2 separate regions of the Homo sapiens genome follow, and region 2 is linked to region 1. The links are chromatin loops, found by intact Hi-C in ENCODE. Cell type or tissue: HepG2. All regions are shown on one strand. Each heading gives the region's core, and the rest is flanking DNA. Links, peaks and the distances in the headings are about the cores only.

Evidence for each region. Peaks named below come from ENCODE experiments on the same cell type or tissue, not always from the same donor. Only the 100,000 strongest peaks of a DNase experiment are listed, where the experiment ranks them.
Region 2: it touches region 1 in a loop (4-fold over the local background); 3 of 110 quality-filtered maps call a loop at or near these places.

The regions. Positions count from the first base shown.
Region 1 is chr7:91,087,185-91,091,592 of GRCh38, forward strand. The region is part of intron 12 of CDK14 (cyclin dependent kinase 14); the gene reads left to right. Among named protein-coding and RNA genes, the nearest start is that of FZD1, 180 kb to the right of the region's middle. In HepG2, for the core only: a CTCF peak has its summit at 2,357 (motif pointing right); no DNase peak of the experiment used is centred there.
Region 2 is chr7:91,286,464-91,290,871 of GRCh38, forward strand. It overlaps LOC124901695 (a long non-coding RNA gene), which reads right to left and starts at 969. Exons shown (of 2, transcript XR_007060425.1): 1 at 844-969. In HepG2, for the core only: a CTCF peak has its summit at 1,975 (motif pointing right); no DNase peak of the experiment used is centred there.

The DNA.
Region 1 (4,408 bases), core at 133-4,132:
TCTTCATTTGGGGAGACTTTATAATACTGGGGCTCAATTTCTATTCATTGTGAGGATAGAGCTCCTAGAGTATTCTTATTAACACCTGCATCTAACATGTTGTGTACATAGTGGTCTTACTGACCTAAGAATATACCATCAATAAATAGTATTGACATAGCAAAGAAAAAAACAGAAGAGAGGAAGGAAGGTTGCACAAGCTAATTATTGACACAAATAGCAATTAAATGCTTGGAGCCAGCATCATCTTTGGTAGCATAGGAACCAGGTTCATCCCTAGTTCCACTACTGAGCTGTGTAATATTCAGGAAGCTCATTAACCTCTCTGAGCCTCAGCTTTTCAATTTGTATAACCTCTTGGCAGGATTATTGTTTAATCTTTAAGTAAGGTAAGGGTATAAATTACTGGGTACCTTACTAGACACAGTCCTTTGGCAAATATTAGTTTACCTCCCTTCTCTTTTTCAGTGCTCCCTGTCCTACCTCCCAGTGAGAGCGTTTCATTCAGCTCCGAATAAGCAATTACTCTTGAACATGGATACCACTCCTACATAGAGTCCCCAGACATCTTCTGGAATATTCTTTTTACCTTCTTAGGGGCACATGCTGAACTGCTTGGTCACCAAAACTTTTTTTTTTTAATGCTTGTTGTGTAAAAACAAGATTTCCCCTTCCTCAACAGTTTCTTCCTAAGAGTGGTGTGTTAACAAATAGCGTTGTACATAATTAATGCAATACTGTGATTTGTTCTTAGTCTTGAAACACATTTTATTAGACAGTTTTCCAAATTAGATTGAAAGAAACCCATAGACAGGTCACTGTTACCAAGTTCAAATGTCTATTGGACCTTTTCTTGTAATATAACCTGTACACAAACTGATGGATAACCCTAAGCCAGATGTGTGGGATCTGGGCATCCATTTGGCCCAGTCATTTCAGAGGTGAGACTAAAAGTAATTATCCTTGCTGTTTACAGCATTTAAAGGGGGAAGGTAGATGAATTATCTCTCAAAACACAATGAATAAAGGCTGGGAGCATGGCCATGCCATATCTGTTGTGGTGAGGAAAATGGGAAGGGGATTCTGAAAGTAACTGGCCTTTTTCTTTTAGACACTGAGCCACATCCATACCCTAAGGCACAGATCCCATGTTAAACGGTTATTTCCATCATGGCAGTGACATTTACTTTAACAACAGATTTCATTATGTCTTTAACAACAACAAAAATGCACTGAAAAGCCTGAAACACACACATACACAACTCCCAACACAATTATTTTTCTGTCTTCTCTGAAAGAATATTTTAAAATCATTTCAACATCTTTGGGATTTCAGAAAAATCTAGTATTGGTTTACAATGGAAGTCTCATAGAGTTTATATATATGTGTGTGTGTGTGTGTGTGTGTGGTTATTATTACTCAGACTATAAATGAGACAAATGAATAGAAATATTAAAGGGATCAATATTCTGGCCCTCATTATATTGTTATACAGCATATCTTTGTGTATCTCTATGTGAATTCTCTGCTAGTCCTCAGCTGTATTTAATCCCTCAAGACTTGATATACAAACATAATGCCAAATAGAGAACTTCCCTTAAATTATTCAAATCTCCCCATAAGTGATTTCCCACTCTTCCTGCAATAGAAAACATTTGATCATAAATTCAATTAAATCAGCCATCATCTTTGTGATGTTTGTCCAGCTAAATCCTTTAGTGACTAAACCAATAAACATACCAGCTGTGAGTGTGCATGTGTGTGTGTGAGTGTGTGTTTATGGCACAACTATTGCAAAAGAATCGATTTGAAGTAAAGATGAAGGGTAGTTCTCATTTCTTAGGCCAGATTTTAACTACTTCACTGAAGCCAGGGCTTAAAAGATTAAACTTTTAGGGATAAAATCATGTGTACTTCTTTAAATGCTTTGGCTTTTATTTGCTAATTTAGAACTGAGTTTTAATAAGTTTTAGATCAAAACTGATGTACTTTGGAGATGTTAGGAAAAGGCATCAAACCACGTCAACCATTCTTCCTTCTCTTTCTTCCCCAGCCTCTCCTCCCTAGTTAAAACAAAGAAAAAATGACTGTCGACATACTTTTAAGTTTCTCAGGGAAAACGGCATGATAGGACTATATTACTGTTTATAATTTCTTATATGTCTGTCGGCTGAAGAGGTAAAGTTTATCAGAGGCTTATAAATGTTGATTGCTTCTCATCTTGATTCTAAAGCCTTTTAGACACGCAGATATACCCAACCTCCTCCCCTCTTTTTCATCTTACCTTTACTAATGATCCTATTTGGATATAACTGAACCCTATTTATGCATCTTCACATATGTGTATATCCATGTGGCCTGTAGAGGGCAGCATGCTCTGAGGGGAAAAAAAAAAAAAAACAGGCAACTGTTTATCTCCGTAAAATATGAGATACGCAGCTATATATATATTTTCCGATAGCAAAACAAGTAAAATGTCTCTGTTAGAGAAGCCAGAGCTGCCCCATGCTTTGTCTGTCCCTCTCTGCCACGTTAGGTGTCTGTTTGGATGATGAATATTTTTTATGAATTGGCTCAGCCTACCTTGGAGGCTACTTAGGGATTACACCAGGCTCCATGCCTTTGCCACCAAATGGGACTAAGCACATCATTATATTTATAAAGATAAATACAAATGGAATTTTTTTCATTTGGCTCTCATTTCTTGTCACCCTTTACTGAAGTGTAGAATTTGAGTCAAGCTGTACCTATAGTTCTAATTTTATTTGGTAGTCAAGTGGGACTTTACCTTCCTATCTTAGAATTCTGCTGTCTCACATCCTTTGCTTTTAGCTTGTGACTGCCAAAAAATTCTAGTGCCTTTTATTTTTCCCAAGAAAATGAAAAACATTTCCACAGGGACATTTTCTGTTCAGAGTAGACGTTGGGCTTAAAGCTGGGCTCCTTCCTTTGCCTGCCTCACACTTCTTTGGGGTGAGTCCCTGATCAGGACCCCTTCTCTGTTGCCACATTCATTGATTTTCTCAATCCAGTCTCTACCGTTCATCTAAAGAGGCAAATCCTCCCATTGTGTGAACTACACTATTCCTTTATGAGAATGTAGAAATTTCTAGAAGCTGCGTTACATATTTTAAGGATATAGAGCAGTACTGTCCAATAGATCTTTATGCATTGACAAGAATGTTCGCTATCTTCACTTTCCAGTATGGTAACCACTAGCCACGTGTGGCTATTGAGTAATTTAAAATGTGGCTAGTGCAATTGAGGAACTGAATTTTTAATTTCATTTAATTTTTATTAGTTTAAATTTAAATAACCACATGTGGCTAGAGACTACCAAATTGCGTGGTGCAAGATAGAACATAACTTCTGATCAGCTTGAAGCAAGTGTTTTACCATAATGTGTTGTGAGGTGAATTAGGATTTTCAGCTAAAAACCTCCTGCCCAAGTTTTTATTTTTGCACTTATTTCTTTATTATATAGCTATAGGCTTAAATCCAAATCCTATGACTCTGCCCCAGGATTTGCTTTCTCTCAGAACATCCGAGAGATTTTCCATTTTCAAATTCTTCGATTTTGTTGAATATTGAATGTCTCTCTCTTGGGTATCCAGAATGGAGTTTCAAAGCATGGCATTTCGGCAGCACTGATTCTGTAGGCGCTGGCCATTTCACAGTCTAAGCTCTGTCACTCGTCACCTGTTTGTATCTAGTGTTCCTAAATATAGAAACACAACTTAGTAAATGTGCTAAAATGTGTCGGGCTACATAGAAGCTTGACACCCAGCTCATTAACTAAGTTGGTTTTGTTTGTGTGTGTGTGTGTGTGTGTGTGTATGAGCAGCTGTTTACATTGACTACAAATAAAGCGTAGGTTTGTATCATCCTTTTTGAAATGACCTCAATATTATTTTGAAAATGTTCTTGTCGCCAGGTGTGGTGGCTTAAGCCTGTAATCCCAGCACTTTGAGAGGCCAAGGTGGACAGATCACTTGAGTCCAGGAGTTTGGGATGAGACTAGGTGACATGACAAGACCCTATCTGTAAAAAATTTATCTGTAAAAAAAATATTTTATTTATTTATTTATATAAATATATATGTATATATTTTTATATATACATATATAATTTATGTATACACATATGTGTATACATATATGTGTATATAAATTATATATACATATATACATATATAATTTATATACACATATGTATATAAATTGTATATACATATATACATATATAATTTATATACACATATGTATATAATTTATATATAATATATATACATATATGTATATGTAGTTTATATATTTTATATATATATATATAAATTAGCCAGGCATGGTGGCATATGCCTGTAGTCCCAGCTACTTGGGAGGCTGAGGCAGGGGGATCATTTGAGCC
Region 2 (4,408 bases), core at 158-4,157, 200 kb after region 1:
TGCCACTACATTGATAAAATGCACCATGAAAAGTGCCCTACTTCATTGGAGAATTCATTATGACTTCGTGGAGCAGAAAGAGTTGGCTCATTGGCAGCAATTTGAGTGGATTTGGTTCGCTGGAGGTATCATGTTACTGCGTCATCAGTGCAGGTGGGGCTGACTGGCTTTGACAGTAAAAGGAGGTGGCCCAGTGCCAACAGGGGCAGCAGAGGGGCTGCAGGAGTGCCTTCATAGATGCCGCACAGATGCTGCACACTGCCAGAGCAAATCTCAGGGAAGGAAAGATGGGGCGTCATACAGTGATTGTGAAGATTATGCTCTTGAGCACATGTGAAACACCTTTCGGAGCTCCTGAATTTAGTAGGCAAGGGTGAATTTTGAGAATAGACTGAAAGAGTTAACCATAGTTAAGCCTGCCTGGGGTGTAGGTTATGAATAGAGTAACATGTAATTTATTGTACAAACAGAGATGCCTTTGAAAATGAAGGATTTGCTACTAATAATTACACCAAGACAACAGATATAAACTATGACTGCCCTGGACAAACTGGAATGCATTGTCACACTATGAGGGACTGTCACCTTCGATTGTTAGTTTTGCCATGCTTGCTCTTTTATTCTAACCATGTACTGTTTTAAAATCAGAAAAATATAAGACACTATAATTTACCAGAAGAAATAAAAATCGAGTACGAGGGCAAAGATAGCAGCATAATGTTTACATTGTTAGGGTGACCCTAGTCCCCCCAACCATCATCCCCCTCCTGACCCCACATCACAGTTTAGAAAATTACATCTGCAAATTATTCAACATCCACTGGCGACCCCAGAGCAGCCTACCTTCCTTAGCAAGGCCATGCTGTCCCAGCAGTTCTGATGTGCCCTCACTTTAGTTATTTGATTTTCTGCTTTTTCTCTCTGAGATAGTAGCCTTCCAAGGTTCAAAGGGACATTTGAATGTTAAAAGCCTGGAGGTAAAGTTTACAAACACAATGCTTCCTCATCACAGCTGGCCACATCAGTCCTGTCAAAATGCTAATGGTAGAATGTTTCTTTATAAATAGAGTACCCATGAGATCAAGATCTTAATTTACTTTGTTCCTAATTCACAAAGGGAAGTTGCCTTCTTTTTTAAAACTAAGTTGAGGTTCTGTCTTTAGTAAATTCTTACATGTAGCTGGAAATTTCCATTGCAAAGTGTACTTGTTTTGTTTTAAGCTCTTTCCAAGTGACTTTATAACTTTTTTAACGTTTTGGCGTCGGCACTCTTCCTCTGTCCACAGAGCTGGTAAAGACAGAATTATGAACTCTTCTGGCGTTGTCCCAGCCCACTTCTTGGAGCCTTTATGAGAGAAGAAGTTTGGCAACTCACCTCCCAGTGCCCACAGGGGTGCAAATGAAGCTGGAGCTGAAGCCATCTATGAGAGCAGCTGGACTGCCAGTCCAATGACTATAACTCTGATAGCTCCACACAAGTTGAGAAGCAGCTTTTCAGCTGTGACAGGCAAGGCCCAGCAGGGGAAGTAGCTCACTGTCTGGTTTGATTTAAGATCACTGCCAAAAAATTTTCTTCATTAACTTCACAGTTATCTAAGCTCTATGAAGGCAGGGGTTTTTGTGTTTTGCTTATAGGAGTATGCTCAGGGCCTAGAACAGTGCCTGGGTTATAGTAGGAGCTCAAAAATATTTGTCGAATAAAAGCATATTTCTTCACCTTCAAAATGTCAAGATGGGATATTAATAAAACCTGTATCCAGGACTGATAGTCAGCTGATTTCCATTCTGATATATCATTTCAGTGTCACAGGATTGTTGTGGTGATTGTATGAATTAAAACATGAATTAAAGCACTTACAATAAAACCTGACACATATCAAGTGGTTAATAAATGTCAGCTGCCATCAATTTCAAGGCACAGAGGTTGACACCGAGGAAGATTGGGGAACACTGTAGGATCCCAGCAGGGGGCACTCCTGAGTTCAAGAAGCAATAACTGGTTCCTGCTGGGTCCTACTTGACTATGGGGAAGGACAGTTGCCAATGATGCTGTAGTCCTTGCTTCATGGGCCCAGGCTTACACCTGGCCAGAGGTCATACATTAACTTGTCATCAATAAATGGCATTTATGCCATCTGCACATGGATACTGTTCTCTTAGTGAGGAGATGGCAAAGTTCTGAAAGAATGGATCACAGGGCAGATAAGTTTTATCAGAGCGTGGGACAGTGCCCAAGAAGGGATAGCCCAATACTGCCAGGGTGGGGCACTTTGGAGGAGAGTGGCTAAGAGTGAGTGGCACGGGGAGCAGGGTGTAAGCAGAATAGGTAGGGGGGCTCTGCCACTAAAATATCTATTGACTACCCAGGAATAAAATGTGTTACAAAGATGAGAAGCTCAACAGTATTCTCAGAAGGCTTTTCAACTTAATTTCCCTGTTCCTTTTCCTAATTAGAACCTTGATCAATTTAGGATACAGTATATGGTACTCTTTGGTTAGGTTTATGTGTATGTAAGAATCAGGTCAATTGTAGAAGGTTAAACTGGATTAGAATGTATACTATTTGTGCATTTGGTAACAATAATTCTTATACTTCCCATTTGTATAATGCATTGTATATATTATATACAGATAATAATCTATATTATATAGAGGTTATATTATATATAGATTTCTATATATAATCTACTTTGTTACTATATATAATCTATATACATTACATATAAAATCTATTTTGTTACAATAACTCTGTGAGGTTTATAGGGGATGTAGTATGAACTCTATTTAACATGTGTAGAAAATAAGGCATGAAGAATTAAGAGGCAAGGATAGTGGTAAAAGTCCCTGGGGATGGGAAATGGCATTTTCGTTAGTGTTCTACTAATCGTCAGAGCAGGGTTTTCTGACTTCAGATTCAAAAAAGATTTTTCTTTTCAAGCATACTTGGCTACCCCTCACCCACAGATTAATTGAAAAAGCTTCTGGGCTCCACCAGTTTTGCTCCCTATTAAATATACTAATTGAAGAGCAAACTAATTCTGTCTCTAAACCAGTCATTCTAGAGGATATGCAAGATGACCCACTGAAGTGTTGGAAGAAAATGCTAGGATTTACAGTTTTATATTTTTTGGATGTGTTAAAATGAACATAATTCATTACTACAGTATACCTTAATACATATATAAGCACATATAGCAATACATGTGTAGAATTTATAAGTAAGTGTATTTACAAATATTGAGATGCATACTTTTTTTTTTTTGGCACAGAACCGCAGTTTCAAGAAAGACTGGCAACCATTGTTCTAAACTGGTAACTACTCTACCTACAATGTCTGCATTGTTTTTAGCTAAGCACACTTCTCCTTTTGTTTTACCTTATGTTTTGTGCAACAGAGGGTGGCAACGAGCTGCTGTACCCAGAATAACAGAAGCTTTGAGTGAGAAAGGCCTGGAGGGATCAATTCGCCTAACCCCTTCATTTGACAGGGGAAGAAACTGAGGCTTACAGGGGTTAAGGGATTTGCCCAAGCTGAAAAGTTGAGGTTGAGCTCAACAATATGGGAAACGGATGGAAAATCCAGTTAATGCTTAGCTAGCCATGGTAATGTGTCATGGAGTTGGCTTGCAGAAATTAAATCCGTTAATAATCCCCAAACCTTATTTTAGCCAGAACTTTTAAATGCCTCACCTATCAACCCTTTTTTAAAAGATAATAATGTAATGGTTTTGTTTCTCTGGGCACCCATGAATACTGCATTAAGCAAAAATGTCACACATACAGTGTGCCCTGGGTATCTGGTTATAAATACAAATGTGGAGACTACTTATAGCTATATAATTATATATATATCAATTAGAAAAAACAGTTGCATTGAAACAAGTATACTACCCATCCTGGCCTGTTGTAAAGAATGGAACAAAATTATAATATTCTCCAACAGGCAAATTATTGCTCACTCAAAATCCACTGAATCTTGAAACACTACCAGTTTTCTTCTAAAGGGAATTTCATCTCAGAATTTAAGACCAGATCAATGCTGCACTATTTATCACATGCTAAATTCTAGTAAGTATTTGTTTCTATTTCTGGACTCACCATTCTCTTCCATTAATTTAGTCATGTACTTCATTACCAGTGCCTAAGGGTTTTATTTACTGAAATATTATGACCAATAAGATTAGTATCCTTTCATCACTCTTAAATCTTATAAAGTTTAAACCCCACCACTAGGCAAAATCATTTTGCCTGTTCAAAAGCAAAGCAAAACAAAAATGCCCAAAACTACCATCACGAACAAACAGCATACTGGTATTATTGGAAAACTCAGGAAATTTATAGATTGATTTAGGGAGAATTGACTTTTTAATATTGAGTCAGTTTTTCCCTAAAGTAGGATATTTAAATC